Linked DNA regions of Homo sapiens: region 2 is linked to region 1. Evidence: chromatin loops called from intact Hi-C (ENCODE). Cell type or tissue: Caco-2. All regions are shown on one strand. Links, peaks and the distances in the headings refer to the core of each region. The heading gives the core; the rest is flanking DNA.

Region 1 (8,542 bases), core at 2,164-7,163:
ATAGCAAACACTTGGAAGAAGCTGATAAAAAATGTAAAAAAAAAATTTATATAAGTCTGATTTGTGCTTTAAAATATAAGAATGTATCAACTCTGTTTTAAAAGTGCAAAATCAACTTGAAAATTAATAGGCTAAAATATGGGCTGGAATTAAAAGCTAACTGGAAAAATGAAGAAGCCATTGTTTCATGTGAGAAAATAGGCCAAGGAACCAAAAACACAAAGTCAGAGTTGATTTCTGTTTTGATGTTCATAAAGAACAGGATCAAATCTATCGACAGTGTAATATTAAAATATGATTAAACAGTACTAATAGTCTGACTTATAATACCAAATTAGAGTGTCAAAAATCAGGAAATGGTATGATAAATGAGATAAATATAAGCAATTTTAATTCCAAGAATAACTTAGGAAAGACATAATCATTGAACTGATCTCAAATTTTAAAGAAAAAATAGAGATTAATGTGTCTTAGAAAAGATGAACTACAAAAGCAAAACTGAAAGCATGACATATTATTAACAAGTGATGGGGGAAATTAAAAGTAAAGAAAGTATGTAGATGAACAAGCAGATAAGAAAGCTGTTAAAAGACTAAATACTTTGATTAGAACAAAAATGGCCTGAGCTATCTTCTTCAACAAAAGTGCCAAAAACATGCACTGGGGCAAGGACAGTCTCTTCAGTCAATGGTGCTGGGAAAGCTGTATATCCATAAGCAGAAGAATGAAACTAGACCCCTATCTCTTGCCATATACAAAAATGAAAGAAAAATTGATTAAAGACTTAAATCTAAGACGTCAAACTATGAATCTACAAAAAGAAAACATTGGGGAAACTCTCCAGGACGTTGGTCTAGGCAAAGATTTATTGAGTAATACCCAACAAGCATAGGCAACCAAAGCAAAAATGGACATGTGGCATCATATCAAGTTAAAAAGTGTCTGCTCAGCAAAATCAACAAACGGAAGAGACAACCCACAGAATGGAAGAAAATATTTGCAAACTACCCATCTGATAAGGGATTAATAATCAGAATATATAAGGAGCTCAAACAAATCAATGGGAAAAAAAGAATCATCTGACTTTAAAATGAGGACAAAATTTGAGTAGACATTTCTCAAAAGAAGACATACAAATGGCAAACAAGCATATAAAAAGGTGTGCAACATCATTGATCATCAGCGAAGTGCAGATTAAAACTACAATGAGATATGATCTTATCCCAATTAAAATGACTGACTTTCATCCAGCAATAACAAATGCTGGCAAGGATGTAGAGAAAAGAGAATCTTCATACACCGTTGGTGGGAGTGTAAATTAGTACACCACTATGAAGAACAGTTTGGAGGTTGCTCAAAATATTAAAAATGGAACTACCATATGACCCAGCACTCTCACTACTGGGTATACACCCAAAAGAAAGGAAATCAGTAATTCAAAGAGCTATCTGCACTCTTCATGTTTATTGTAGCACTGTTTACAATAGCTAAGATTTTGAAGCAACCTAAGTGTCTGCCAACAGATGAATGGATAAAGAAAATCTGGTACATATACACAATGGAATACTATTCAGCCATAAAAAAGAATGAGATCCTGACATTGCAACAACATAGATGGAACTGGAGAAATAAGCCGAGCACAGAAAGACAAACTTCTCATGTTCTCACTTACTTGTGGGAGCTAGAAATTAAAACAATTGAACTCATGGAAATAGAGAGTAGAAGTATGGTAACCAGACACTGGGAAGGGTAGTTGAGGTGGGGGGAACAGAAATGGTTAATGGGTACAAAAATACAGTTAGATAGAATGAGTAAGATCTAGAGTTTGATAGTACAACAGGGTGACTGTAGTCGACAATAATTTATTGTACATTTTAAAGTAAGAGAGTATAAGTGGAATGTTTGTAACATAAAGAAAGAATAAGTACTTGAGGTGATGACAACCCATTTACCCTGATGGGATTATTATCATTGTATGCCTATATCAAAATATTTTATGTTCCACATAAATATATAGACCTACTAGGTACCTATAAAAATAAATAATAATTTTGAAAAATAAATTGCTGTGTTAAATTCCCCTATCAAAGGGGAAAAATTCTCGGATTGTTTTAGAAAGTAAACCCAACTATGTCCTACATATAAGGAAGAACACCTGAAACAAAATGGCACAAAGAGACTAAAAGTTAAACTATTGACAAAACAATAATAATAAAGAAAAATGTTGGTAATATAAACATCTAATTGAACAGAATTAAAGGCATGAAAGCGTCATTTTATGAAGCAGTCTCTATAATTAAAATTAAACCAAATTGGGAAACTTTATCTGTTAATAGCCTCAAAGTTTACAAAACAAAACTTCTGTTATTGCTGTAGCTGGTTTTGTGGCAATCAGGGTGCTGTACCCACCCACTCTCACAACTCCCACATCCCTCCGAATCTTTATTTCTATACCTAATTGCACCTGCAACTCCAAGAAAACAACCCTAGAGGAAAAGAGGGGGAAACTGACAGTCTGCAGAGAAAGGGTCCCCAAAAAGGAAGCCCTGTATGCTCTAATAGCAGTAGATAATGCAGACTAAAGATTGTTATGAACCCCATTTGTTTAAGAAAAAAAAAGACAGTGGAAGTTAAAAAAAAATATTCCATGATTCCATGTTTCCCCTGCCAAGGGACCCAGAATGAACCAGGCTGAGAATTATTCACATTCATCCACCTTCAAAGAAAATTCCAGCAGAACCTGCATGGACTTAGAACAGGACCAACGGCATCAGTTCCCACTCCAACAAGTGGCAAAGATCATATTCAGAAAGGGCTTTCCTTATTCCAGCAGCAAAAAGGAAAAAAAGAGGGGGGGTGCACTATAAAAAATAACCCTATAGATCTACATGAGAAGCCTAAGTGAATGCTATGAAAAAAAAACACCATGATATCCTTTTAAAAGGAAAAGAAAAAAAGCATATATATGTATATGAATGTGTGTGTATACTTTGTGTGTGTGTTTACATATACATACTTTATTTGTTTCAGAATATATATTTATAATATATGTTTATATGTGTACATACATATGTATATCCTCTGTGTGTGAGTGCGTATGTGTATGTGTATTTATATCTTGAAACAAATAAAGCCCTCACCTCATTCTGCCAACACTGAAGTGTATCACCTGGCATTCCATAGATTCTGTGGATTGAACTGAATTAAAGACAGCCCTGGAGCTGAAACTCAGCTTCCCAGCTCTTGAGCACAGGGCAGCAGGTGGGATGATTTGAAGATCATGATGCAGTTGCCTCCGATTTACCCTTGCTTATAAGAGCTTATATCAGAAGCCGGGTGAGCCTCTGGAATTACATACAAGAGTGAGTGTCCATTGGGAACAGGAAACAAGATTGGGAATGGGAGATGAAGGGACAATAAATAAAATAATACAAGAGAGACTGTGCAGTAAATAAGGATAACCATGTACTACAAACTGAGGAATGGGGATGATCATTCCCATTCTCCATACCTAGGTAGAAAAAATATTCTTCACTGAAAGCCAGGATATTATCTCTTTTAATCCTTACAAGACTGAGATATACATTATCCTCATTTTATTAGGGAGCAGAAAAGGTGAACTCAAGATAGGTACTTGTGTAAGTTCACTCCATTGACAAATAGGGATGAAAACCCATCCCTATTGGCTCCACAGCCTGTGTTTCCACCATAATACAACTTTCTTTTCTGAAGTTTATGCTGCATGTGGTTTTCTATTGATGTGCAATATTATGGTTATGTTGTAGTAAAGCGCTCTTCCCATGGGCCACATACATTTCATTTTTTCTCTGAATCTTACTTGAGTTTTCTTCATTCTAGAGGCAGACTGCAAACATGTGGCTTTTGAAGCTGGAAAGAGGCTACTTTTGGTGGTGTCTATGTAAACATATAGAAAAAATATATAACTAACATTCATATCCTTCAAAAAGAATATCTGGATAATTCAAGTGACTGTAATAAAACTTTCACATTCTACCACCATTTTGATACATAAAAAGAGCTGCAAAAACTCCAATCACAGAGTCTTTGTCAAATATCCTTACTATGTCTACAACTCACCAGCGTTCTTTAAAAAAAAAAAAAGACATTTGAAAAGTCTCCAGGTAAGCCACAATGAACGAGCCCCACTCCTTCTTCATAAATCACTCTATTGTGTAGCGATGCACCATCAAGACAGGCCACATTTATCTCCCCAAAGCAAGCCTGGCAAGAATGTGTTCAGAAAATATTGGTCATGTTATCTTTACAAAGGTTAAGAGAAGGATTTGCTTATCTATAATGATTTATGGAACTGACAAGTGGGTGTACAAATGTGGCCAGGAAATGCACAAGAGTAGACAGAATGGCTTAGAACAAAATTACAGTGTCAGGGCACAAAGCAGATAGCTCCATCCTATAATGGGACAAGAGATCTGGGATTCATAAATCACGTTTGTCAAGAATAAATAAAAAGAGAACCAGATGAGGCCAGTAGCCCTTGTTGTTTTCTATCTCTCTCATAATTTGTTGAACTGCCCTGCCAAGCTTCTGTCAGAGATAAGAGCCTCTATTGCTTCCTTGCTATCTCCAGATTAGGTCTAAACACCAATAAATAAGACACACTGGCTTCTGTTTGTGTGTCCTGTCCAGATTGGACTTTCCTTGTGACTGTTAAATGCTTTTCTGTGACTTGACAATTTAAGCAGTGAACAGGTGTATCTGTGCAAGACCCCGTGTCAAACCCATCCAATGAATAAATCCTCAGTGGCTACAACAGGAATGCCTGAATTCTAGTTCTAGTTCTGCCAATATCTATCTGAGTGACTTTGGACAAGTTTCTTGTTTTCATTTCTTCCGTTTTGCAACACCATTTAAAAAAGAAACATCATCCATCAGGTAGAAAAGCTGAGATAATAATACAGTCAGGCCAAGAAAAACTAAATGAAGTAATTCCCATGCCCTAGCCCCATGGCTATTTCATTACCAAGTATGTTGGAGGGTTTGGAGGATGAGGGGGGAGGACAAGTGGCAAATATTTATTAAATAGACTTAAAGACAAGTCTCATATATTTAGATGAAGAAATGGAATAGATGTGTGCTCAATTTGTCAGCCTTTTAATTCTGAAATTACATAATTGACCTTAGAAAGGATAGCTAACCATCTGCTGATTTAATTGACATTTTAACACCAACTGAACTGTTCTGGAATAAAAATACTTTCTGACTTCCTGGTTTTTGCAAAACATTCTCTTGCGTTTTATTCTGACCCTAACAAAATTCAAAGACAAACAAAGTTCAATACAACTCCCACTCCTGCCCCTTCTGCTATTTTAAGCTCTAACTGTACCATGGGTAGCAATTGATATAAGCACCTTGCCAGAAAACCTTTATTTTAATTCCCTAGAGAAGACAGCTAACCTCCAGGTGTTCCATTCAACGGATACTGTGCATGCTGTCATGAGCATACGCTTGTTTTTATAAATTTTGAAGTCTGAGCTTAGAACAAATATTGTTTCAAGACCATTTGCAGATTAAAATACGGAAGGTGTCACTGCTCAGGTGCTTGTCCCCTGCATCCTCTCCCAGCCTGCTCCCTGAATGGTCTGTGTACCTACAAGGAGGCAGAGTGAGTGCCTCAATCAATCCTCACCCTCATGCTTTACCCTTGTACTCAACCGCAGCTCTATCTGTTCTGGCTCCTGACTTGCTGGCTTCATTTCCCATGTTCAGATTAGTACCCACTCTTTATACCTGACTGAGCCACTCCAATTTGGAGTTTGTCGCTGTTTCTGCACAAAAATTGTACCTGCTCTGAAGATCTGTCTAATTTTCAATGAGTCCACCCAGTCAACTTCTGGCCCTATTATCCTAAACTACATGGCCCTCCCAGAGCTACTAGGAGGGAAGATGTGGCAGATCATCTGTATGGGGCTGCAGCATCCATACTCAGCCATCTCAGAGTGTGGACACAGAGCCCTCCACTTTCTCAGTTCCTTAAGCAGAAAACACAAGAGAGTAAGAGTCAAAAGAGTTGCAAAAGAAGGCTGATCTTCCCAGGACAGGGAAAATCCAACAGATATGGGAGCCCAGGATTTTTTCAAATGTTCTTTTTGTTGAACTATAGCATATGTATAGAAGAGTTCAAAATTACACACGTACAGGTTGATGGCTCATCACAGAAAAACACACCCATCTATCAACCACCCAGATTCAGAAATACAACATTACCAGCATTCCAGAAATCCCCCTCAAGTGCCCCCAATTAGCAGCCTTTCCTCCTCCTCGAAAGAAACCTGACTTCTTTCCCCAGGCATTAGTTTGTCTATGTTTGAATTCTATATAAATAAAATTACACAGAACATATTATTTTGGGTCACATTTCTCTAGCTCAACATTGTGAGACTTTTCCATATTGTCACATGTATCTCATTCATTTTTATTTCTGTATAGTATTCCATTTAATGAATGAATTAATAAATGAGTATTCCATAATTTATTTATTCATTCTAATGCCGATGGATTTTTGGTGTATTTGCAGTTTGGAACTACTATGAACAAAAATGCTACAAATATTATTGTACTGACTTTTAGCACATATATGTATACAGTTCTGTTGGGTAGATACCTAGAGTTGAATTTCTGTCACAGACTTCATTGGATGCTGCCAAAGAGTTTTCCAAAGTGTTTATATCAATTTACATACCAATTTACTATCAGCAGTGTTTGGAGTTCCAGAAGCCCTGCCTTATCACCCATACTTTATATTGTCAGTCTTTAACTCTTCCGATGTGTGGATGACAGTACTATCCTAGACCCAGGCAAAACAATAAGCTACTCTACGCCATAGGCTTTGGAAGGCCCTGGTCTGACCCTCCTACTGTACCACCCCACAAAATTCTTCTGGGCCAAAGACAAATGGAGCCAAAGAGGACTGACTGACAGAATTAACAAGATAGGCCTGACTGTGACAGATCTAACTCTATACTCTGAAGATAGAGAATATATTTAATAAAAATTATAAAAACTTTGTAAACATTTTTATTACAAAAATAGCTTTACCAAAAAAAAGAAATAAAAAAGGGTAAATAAACAAAGAAAGTGAAAAAATTTAAAGGATAACACTAGACTTCATTGCTTAACTCTATGAAACGATGAATGAAATATGTATTTTCCTAAGAGAGTATAATTTATAAAAACTGGTGTCAGGAAATGAAAAAATTCTATATAGACTGATTTTCAAAGAAAATTTTGGAAAAAAATAAACAACTAATTTACCAGCTCTGAAAAGAGTCCTAAGTCCAGGCCATTTACAGAGATTGTTTCAAAATATGAAAAAGATAAAAAACAAAAGAGAAAGAAATAATATATTCACATTTTTTTTAAATTATGTGATTATAATATTAATAGCAAAATTTGATACAGATCATAAAGATGGCCCAAAACAGAGAAACTTAGCTGGCTTTACTTATGTGTATCAGTATAAAAATTGTTATTAAAATATTAGGAAAGACAATCTAGCAGCACAAGGAACAATACATACTGACTATGTAGGTTTTTTCAAGGACGGTTCAGTATTAGGATCTGTTAGTATATTCTACCATATTTGTATAAGTAAAGAGAAAAAACATACGATTCTCTCTGTAGACAATGAAATGGCATTTGACAAAATTTGGCAACCATTCTTGATATGCATAAATGAATAAATAACAAAAATATTCCATACAAATGTCTAAATGTATACTACTCTAACATGATTAAAGATGTTCTTTTCAACCCACATGCCAGCCTCAAGCTTATAGAGAAACACCAAGTCAGAATGACGTGAGGACATTTACTATAACCACTAGCACATTACATCATACTCTAGGTCCTGCCCAGTGTGATCAAACAACAAAAGATACTGCAGGATTAAAATTGGAAAGAATGATGTAACACTTTCACTGTGTACAAATCATTTTATTGTATACCTGGAGTATCTTCTGCCTTAAATTGACTGAAAAACTATGACAATGAATTTTACTAAGTTAACAAGGAACAATTTAAAATATAGAAATCAATGGCTTTCAGGTACATAAATACTCAACAGTTAGAAGATATAATGAAAGACATTACTCCATTTACATGAGAAATAATATAAAATAGCTACTCATAGTCTTAGCAAGCAATATTCTATAACTACAATAAGAAAATCTTCAAATTCTAGTAACTAACCCAAAAGAAAATTTGAAAAAATTGAAAGGCATACCATTTTACTGTATGGGAAGATTCAACATCATAATGATGTCAAATCTCTCTGAATTAATTTGTAAATTTAACAGTATTTTTATAAAAATATCAATAGGTAGTTTTAGAAGTATATATGCTTATTTTAATTTTTATATAGAAAAAAGATATACAAGCAAACAAAATCCACTGCACATCAAAAAGTTAATTCACCCTGATCAACTAAAGTAGGCTTTATTCCTGGGATGCAAGTTTGGTTCAACATATGCAAATCAATAATTCACCACATAAACAAAATTAA
Region 2 (8,542 bases), core at 1,206-6,205, 71 kb after region 1:
GGATGGGGGAAAGCCAGTGAGCTGGGAGTACAGATTGGTCAGGTCAGAGAAGAAATCATAGGGAGTCAAAGTTATCTTCTTGCATTGAGTCAGTTCCTGGGTCGGGGCCACAAGATTAGAAGAGTCATTTTACCAATCTGGGTGGTGCAGGGTCTGCAAAATATCTCAAGCACTGATCTTAGGTTTTACAATAAGTGATTTTATCCCCAGGAGCAATTTGAGAAGGGTCAGAATCTTGTCACTTCTACCTTCATGACTTCTAAACCATAATTTCTAATCTTGTGGCTAATTTATTAGGCCTAGAAAGGTAATCTAGTCCCCAGGCAAGGAGGTTTGTTTTGAGTGAGGGAAGAGAGAGGCCCTCTCATATTGTTTTATATTGTTTTATACTCAGTACCTGTTTTAAAAAAACAACAAGGAAGTAAAACCAAAGACAGGCAGCCCGTCACTAGGCCCGAAACCAGGCCTGGGCCTGCCTGGTCTAAACCCAGTAGTTAAAAATCAACTCATAACTCAAAAACCAATGTGATTCATAGATTTCCAACATTGTATAGAAGAACATCGTGAAACTCCCTGCCCTGTTCTGTTTCTCTCTGACCACCGGTGCATGCAGCCGTTGTCACGTACCCCTTGCTTTCTCAAATCAATCACGACCCTTTCATGTGAAATCCTTGGAGTTGTGAGCCCTTAAAAGGGACAGGAATTGCTCACTCAGGGAGCTCGGATTTTAAAGCTGTAGCTTGCCGATGCTCCCAGCTGAATAAAGCCCTTCCTTCTGCAACTCGGCGTCTGAGAGGTTTTGTCTGCGGCTCATCCTGGTACATGGGGAAAGGCTGTTATTGTCTTTGTTTTAAACTATAAACTAAGTTCCTCCCATAGTTCAGCCTACTTTCAGGAATGAACAAGGACAGCTTGGAGGTTAGAAGCAAGTTGGAGTTGGTTAGGTCAGATCTCTTTCACTGTCTCAATTACAATTTTGTAATGGCAGTTTTATGACCAAATTTACAATATACAGACCAAAATGCCTTCATGAGAACTCCAGAAAGCAGTCCTCTAAGCTTTAAGACTGTTGTTTATTGACACCCAAAGGTCATCATAAAATGTATCTTGCTACAGCTGTTGCCACTTCACTAAAGCCTGCTGAGGTCTTGCCCAGGAACTTTCTTCTTAGCCCTGCAAGAGTATCAGGTCTGCTTCTATAAACTCATGCCATCAGCTGGCCTCTCCTGTGTCACCCAAGCTACACACTCCTTCCTGCTTTTACTTACTTGAAAAGCTGGCCTCCCATCAAAACTCACGGTCTTCTTATGTGTTACTACTCTATAAATCCAGAACCGACTTACCCTTTTCCAAGGGAGTCAAGCTTAAAAGTGTCCCAAGCCCACCAAGCAATCTCAGACTATTACATTACATTCACCAAAGACATAAGCTCTCATTAAGCATGTCATGGAATGCTGAACACACCAAGGGCAGGTTCAACCATGTATCCTGTCTGCTGTTTTGAAATGTTTTGTGTGTTCCTTAGATATTATTGAATGCTGTAGGAAGAAAAAGAAAAGGGTTTCCACAATCAAATAGGGTTGTGAAACTACTTGCTCTCTCGGAGAGTCACAGTGCTCATTAGCATATTAAAGGTTCTGGGTCTTCTTTCAAAATGGAAATCGATTTAACCATGTTTAAACCAGCATTTCCCAAATTTACTTGGTCATTTAACCTTCTTTGGTTAAAATAGCTCAAAAAACTAGTTCAGGGACAACTGGCTTAAAAGAAATTAAAGTATAGTATTATTTTAAAATACTCATCTGACAAAGGGCTAATATCCAGAATCTACAATGAACTCAAAGGAATTTACAAGAAAAAAACAAACCCCCATCAAAAAGTGGGCGAAGGACATGAACAGACACTTCTCAAAAGAAGACATTTATGCAGCCAAAAAACACATGAAAAAATGCTCACCATCACTGGCCATCAGAGAAATGCAAATCAAAACCACAATGAGATACCATCTCACACCAGTGAGAATGGCGATCATTAAAAAGTCAGGAAACAACAGGTGCTGGAGAGGATGTGCATAAATAGGAACATTTTTACACTGTTGGCGGGACTGTAAACTAGTTCAACCATTGTGGAAGTCAGTGTGGCGATTCCTCAGGGATCTAGAACTAGAAATACCATTTGACCCAGCCATCCCATTACTGGGTATATACCCAAAGGATTATAAATCATGCTGCTATAAAGACACATGCACACGTATGTTTATTGCGGCACTATTCACAATAGCAAAGACTTGGAACCATCCCAAATGTCCAACAATGACAGACTGGATTAAGAAAATGTGGCACATATACACCATGGAATACTATGCAGCCATAAAAAATGATGAGTTCATGTCCTTTGTAGGGACATGGATGAAATTGGAAATCATCATTCTCAGTAAACTATCGCAAGAACAAAAAACCAAACACTGCATATTCTCACTCATAGGTGGGAACTGAACAATGAGAACACATGGACACAGGAAGGGGAACATCACACTCTGGGGACTGTTGTGGGGTGGGGGAAGGGGGGAGGGATAGCATTAGGAGATATACCTAATGCTAAATGACGAGTTAATGGGTGCAGCACCCCAGCATGGCACATGTATACATATGTAACTAACCTGCACATTGTGCACATGTACCCTAAAACTTAAAGTATAATAATAATAAAATAAAATAAAATAAAGTCTCAAATTAAATAAAATCTTGGCATAAAAGTAGTTGTTTCAGAGACAAATGGCAGAATAGAAAGTCCCAGCCCTTATTCCCCAGGGAAAATACAATTTAACAATATGCAGACAAAAATGCTTTTATGAGAACTCCGGAAACCAATGAAGACATGCAGCAGCCCCAAGGGAGTGAAAGGCTTTGGATAATAAGAGCCTGTTTCACTTTATTCCTAATTTCCCCTCCCCGAAACCAACAAAGCTCAGCTTGTCTCACAGCTTCTGGGGAGTGGGTAAGAAGAGTAGAACGTGTATCCAATGTTCTAATATTTTCAGAGAGCTTCCTGAAGGACAGGTTTCAGTCTTGACTAACTTGGGGCACTAACAGAACTGACATAGTTTGCATGCCTGGGAGCCACTGAAGCAAGGAAAAGATGAGGCAGCTTGCTGCAGCACCAAAGAGCCTACATGACCACATAGAGAAGCTGAGTCATCTCAAAACAATCAGAAGAAGGCACCAAACTCATGGCTTCTCCCTAGGGATGTAGTGAGAAGAATGAGCATATGTTTGGCATTCCAACTTTGCAGAGAGCTACCTAAAAGATTAGTGTCTATCTCACCTGATTCTATGTGCATACAGGGAGCTGTCATACTTTGGATGCTTGGGGACCTGAGAACAAAGGAGAAGAGAGTGGCTCATTGCTGCACCACAGAACCTGCAGTACTGGAGACAGACACTAGAAAAAGTAAGAGATTACAAGCTCCTGAAAAACAAACTAGCAAACCTCTCTAATTGGGAAACTATGTGTACAAGCCCAGAAAAGTTGCATCCCCCCAAAAAAGTTTTCAGAGGTCCCCAGAATCTATAGCCAGGATGATTAGTGAGTTCTTCCCTCAATGAAGCCAGTCCATAAAGACTGGGAAGTGTCACTGTTTTTTCAAATGCATAAAAGTCAGCTCCCATGTCCCCCCCCCACCCCAAAAATCACAAGGCATACAAAGAAACAGGGAAACATAGCCAAATCAAGAAAAAAGATAAATTTTCAGGAACCAACCCAAAGGAAATAGAGATCTATTGATTACTTGACAAATAATACAAAATAACTGTCTTAAAGAGGCTCAATTATTTATAAGACAGCACAGATAAATACCTAAACAAAATCAGAAAAACAATTCATAAACAAAATGAAAATATCAACAAAGAAGTAGAAACTATACAAAACAACCAAGCAAAAATTATAGAGCTGAAAAGTACAATAACTGAATTGAAAAATATACTAGAGACATACAACAACAGACTTGATCAAGTAGGAAGAATTAGCAAATGTGAGAATAGATCATAAAAAATTATTGAGTCACAGAAGAAGAAAGAATAAAGAAAAATGAATAACTCCTAAGAAACTTATGGGACATCATCAAGCAGAACACCATCTGCATTATGGGAATTCAAGGAGAAGAGAAAGAGAGAAAAGAACAGAGTTTATTCAAAGAAATAACTGCTGAAAATCTCCAAAATCTAAGGTAGGAAATGGACATCCAAATGCAAGAAACATAAAGAAATAGGATCGTGACTAACATAAACCCAAAGAGGTCCCCACCAGGATGCATTATAATCACATTGTCAAAAGTCAAAGATAAAGAGAGATTCTTGAAAGCAGCAAGCGAAAAGTGACTCATGATGTTCAATGAAAATTCTATTAAGATTAGCAATGGATTTCTCAGCAGACACCTCACAGGAAAGCAGGGAGTGAGATAATATATTCAAAGAGCTGAAAGAAAAAAAATGCAGGCAATATACTATATCCAGCAAAACTGTCAAGTGGAAATGAAGAATAAAGATTTTTTCCAGATAAATAAAATGTGAGGAGGTTTATTATCCTAGATCTGCCTTAGAAGAAATGCTACAGGAAGTCCTACTAGTTTAAATATAAGATTTCTACAGTAGTCCCCCCTTTTCTGTGGGGAATACATTTCAAGACTCCCAGGGGACATGTGAAACCATAGATAGTAACAAATCTGATTGCTGTTGATCGAACACATTTCTGTTCATGTCCTCTACCTACAAATTTAATGCCTTATGCATCTCAATTAAGTACTTCTCATGAACTGTGGCTACGATTTTGGCAATTTAAGGTGCTACAGTAAAACTAGCACAGATTTGATTTTCCTTCTTCACAATTTCATGAATAGAAGTTTTGTTCTTACTATAGATCTTAGCAATCTCAGTGTACAATATTTTTCTTATTAAGTTGAGAACTTTCACCTTTTCACTTAAAGAAAGCATTTTACAGCTTTTTTGGCAAATCTGAATTGCCAGCATAACTACTCTTGTTCTTCAGGTGATTATTAAGTAAAATAAGAATTACTTGAACATAAGCACTGCAATACAACAGTCATTATCACAACTGAGACAGCTTCTAAATGACTAAGCAGTAGGGAGCATATACAGTGTAGATATGCTGAAAAAAGGAATGATTCATACCCCAAGCAGGACTGAACAAGATGACACAATATTTCATCATGCTACTCAAAACAGAGTGAAATTTAAAACTTATGAATTGTTCGTTTCTAAAATATTCCATTTAATATTTTGGGGCTGTGGTTGACTGCAGGTAACTAAAACTGTAGAGAGTGAAACTGTGGGTAATGGGGGACTACTGTAGAGAGCAACATGAAGGTATATTAAAATATAAAGCTTCTTGGTAAAGATAAATATATTTTAAAAATACAGAATGCTGTAATACTTTATTAGTGGTTGTATTAGTTCATTCTTGCACTGCTCTAAAGAAATACCTAAGACTGGCTAATTTATAAAGAAAACATGTTTAGTTGGCTCACAGTTCCACAGGCTCTACAGGAAGCATGGTTAGGGAGACTGCAGGAAACTCCACCATGGCAGAAGGCTAAGGGGAAGCAGGCAAATCTTACATGATGAGAACAAGAGGAAGAGAGAGATGGGGGAGGTGCCACACACTTTTAAATAACCAAATCTTATGAGCACTCACTCACTACTATGAGAGCAACACTGAGGGGAAACCAACACCCAGATCCAATCACCTCCCACAATGCCCCACCTCCCACATTGGGGATTACAATTTGACATGAGATTTGGGTGGGAACACAGACCAAACCTATATCTTTCTGCCCCTGACTCCTCCAAAATCTCAGGTCCTACTCACATTTGAAAATATAATCATGTCTTCCCAACAGTTCCCCAATGAGTTAATTCATTCCAGCATTAACTCAAAAGTCCAAAGTCTCATCTGAGACAAAACTAGTCCCTTCCTGTAAAATCAAAAACAAGTTAGTTATTTCCAAGATAGAATTAGGGTATAGATAGTTGGTAAATACTCCCTTTCCAAAAGGAAGAAATTGGAAAAAAGTCAGTCATTACAGGCCCCATGCAAGTCCAATTCAAAGCAGGGCAGTCATTAAATCTTAAAGCTCCAAAATAATCTCCTTTGACTCCATGTCTCACATCTAGGGCACACTGATGCAAGGGGTGGGCTCCCAAGGCCTTGGACAGCCCCTGTGGCTCTGCAGGGTACACCCCCCCATGGCTGCTTTCATGGGCTTCTGTTGAGTGCCTGCAGCTTTTCCAGGCACAGGGTGTAAGCTGTCAATGAATCTACCATTCTGGGGCCTGGAGGATAGCGGCCCTCTTCTCACAGATTCACCAGGCAGTATGCCCCCATGGGGACTCTGTGTGGGAACTCCCACCCCACATTTCCCCTCTGCACTTCTGTAGCAGAGATTCAAAATGAGGGCTCCACTCCTACAGGAGGCTTCTACCTGAACATCCAGGCTTTTCCATGCATCTTCTGAAATACAGGCAGAGGCTCCCAAGCCTCAACTCTTGGACTCTGAACAACTGCAGGCTTAAAACCACATGAAAGCCACCAAGGCTTATGTCATTCACCTTCTGAAGCAGCAGCCCAAGTACTTGGGCCCCCTTGAGCCACAGCTGGAGCTGGAGCAGCCAAGATGCAAAGAGCAATGTCCCAAGGCTGCTCAGGGCAGCAGGGCAGTGCCCTGGCTCACAAAATCATTCTCCCCACCGTAGGCCCCTGGGCCTGTGATGGCAGGCTGCCATGAAGTTCTCTGAAATGCCTCCAGGGCCTTTTTCCCATTGTCTTGGCTATTAGTACTTCCCTTCCTTTTAGTTATGCGAATTTCTACAGCCTGCTTCAATTCCACCTCTGAAAATGGGGTTTTTTTTCTACCGTATGGCTAGGCTACAAATTTTCCAAACTTTTACTCTCTTCTTCCCTTTTAAATATAATTTCCAGTTTCAGGTCATTTCTTTGTTCATGCATATGAGAATAGGCTTTTAGAAGCAGCCAGGCTACTGTTTGAACACTTTGCTGCTTAGAAATTTCTTCTGCCAAATACCCTAAATCATCTCTCTCAAGCTCAAAGTTCTGCACATCCGTAGAGCAGGGGCACAATGCTGCCAGGTTCTTTGTTAATGCATAACAAAAGAGACCTTTGCTCCAGTTCCCAATAAGTTCCTCATCTCCATCTGAGGCTCCATAAGCCTGGCCATCTCTGTTCATATCACTATCAGCATTTTGTTTGAAACCATTCAACAAGGTTCTAGGAAGTTCCAAACTTTCCCTCATCTTCCTGTCTTCTTCTGAGCCCTCCAAACTGTTCTGACTTCTGCCTGTTACCCAATTCCAAAGCTGCTTTCACATTTTCAGGTATCTTTATATCAATGCCCCTATCCTAGGTACCAATTTTCTGTATTAGCTTGTTCTCACACTGCTATAAAGAAATACCTGAGACTGGGTAATTTATAAAGAAAAAATATTTAATTGGCTCATGGTACCACAAGCTCTACAGGAAGCATGGCTGGGGAGACTTCAGGAAACTTACAATCATAGCAAAAGGGGAAGTAGGCGCATCTTAAATGGCCAGAGCAGGAGAAAAGAGAGAGGGGGAGGTGCTGCACACTTTTAAACAGCCAAATCTCATGAGCACTCACTCACTGTCACAACAGCAGCACTGAGGGGGAAATCCAGCCCCATGATCCAATCACCTCTCAATAGGCCCCACCTCTCACATGGAGACTACAACTTGACATGAGATTTGGGTGGGGACACAGACCCAAACCATATCAGTGATGCCTAAAGCACTTTTAATTCTGGTATAGAAGTTAAAAAACAATAACATTTTTTAAATTATGTTATAAAATTATATTAATGGGTACACAATACATAAAGATGTAATTTATGACATTAATTACATAAAGTGAGGGTAGAGAGATGTGAAAGAGTAGTTTTTGTACACAATTGGAGTTGTTACCAGCTTAAAATAAGAATGTTATAACTATAAGATGTTTTATTTAAAGCCCATGGTAACCACAGAGAAAATGCCTATAGAAAATACACAAAATAAAATGAAAAAGAAATCAAAGCATGACAATCAGAAAATCAACAAAACACAAAGTGTAGTATCAAGAGAGGAAAAGAGGAACAGAACAGCTACAAGACAGATAGAAACAATAGTAATAGTAAGTTTTACTTTCTCAATAGTTTCTTCAAATGTAAATTATTAAACTCCACAATCAAAAGACAGAATAACTGAATGAATTAAAGAAAAACAACAAGATCCATCTATATGCGGTCTACAAGAGACTTACCTTAAATGTAGACATAGGCTGAAAGTGAAAAGTCGAAAAATGATAGTCCATGCAAATAGTAACCACAAGAGAGCAAGGGTAATCATACTTATATCAGACAAAATAGAACTTAAGTCAAAAACTGTCACAAGAGACAATGAAGAACACTATATTATTATTTTATTATATAAGAATTAAAGTCTTTCAACAGGAAA

The links. A loop is a pair of places that touch in the nucleus more often than their neighbours do. Peaks named below come from ENCODE experiments on the same cell type or tissue, not always from the same donor. Only the 100,000 strongest peaks of a DNase experiment are listed, where the experiment ranks them.
Region 2: a loop joins it to region 1, with 8 times the contacts of the local background. A loop is called at or near these places in 1 of 110 quality-filtered maps.

The regions. Positions count from the first base shown.
Region 1 is chr3:36,602,679-36,611,220 of GRCh38, forward strand. No RefSeq gene overlaps it. Among named protein-coding and RNA genes, the nearest start is that of DCLK3, 160 kb to the right of the region's middle. In Caco-2, for the core only: no CTCF peak of the experiment used is centred there; a DNase peak (open chromatin) is centred at 4,383.
Region 2 is chr3:36,674,416-36,682,957 of GRCh38, forward strand. No RefSeq gene overlaps it. Among named protein-coding and RNA genes, the nearest start is that of DCLK3, 86 kb to the right of the region's middle. In Caco-2, for the core only: no CTCF peak of the experiment used is centred there; a DNase peak (open chromatin) is centred at 3,156.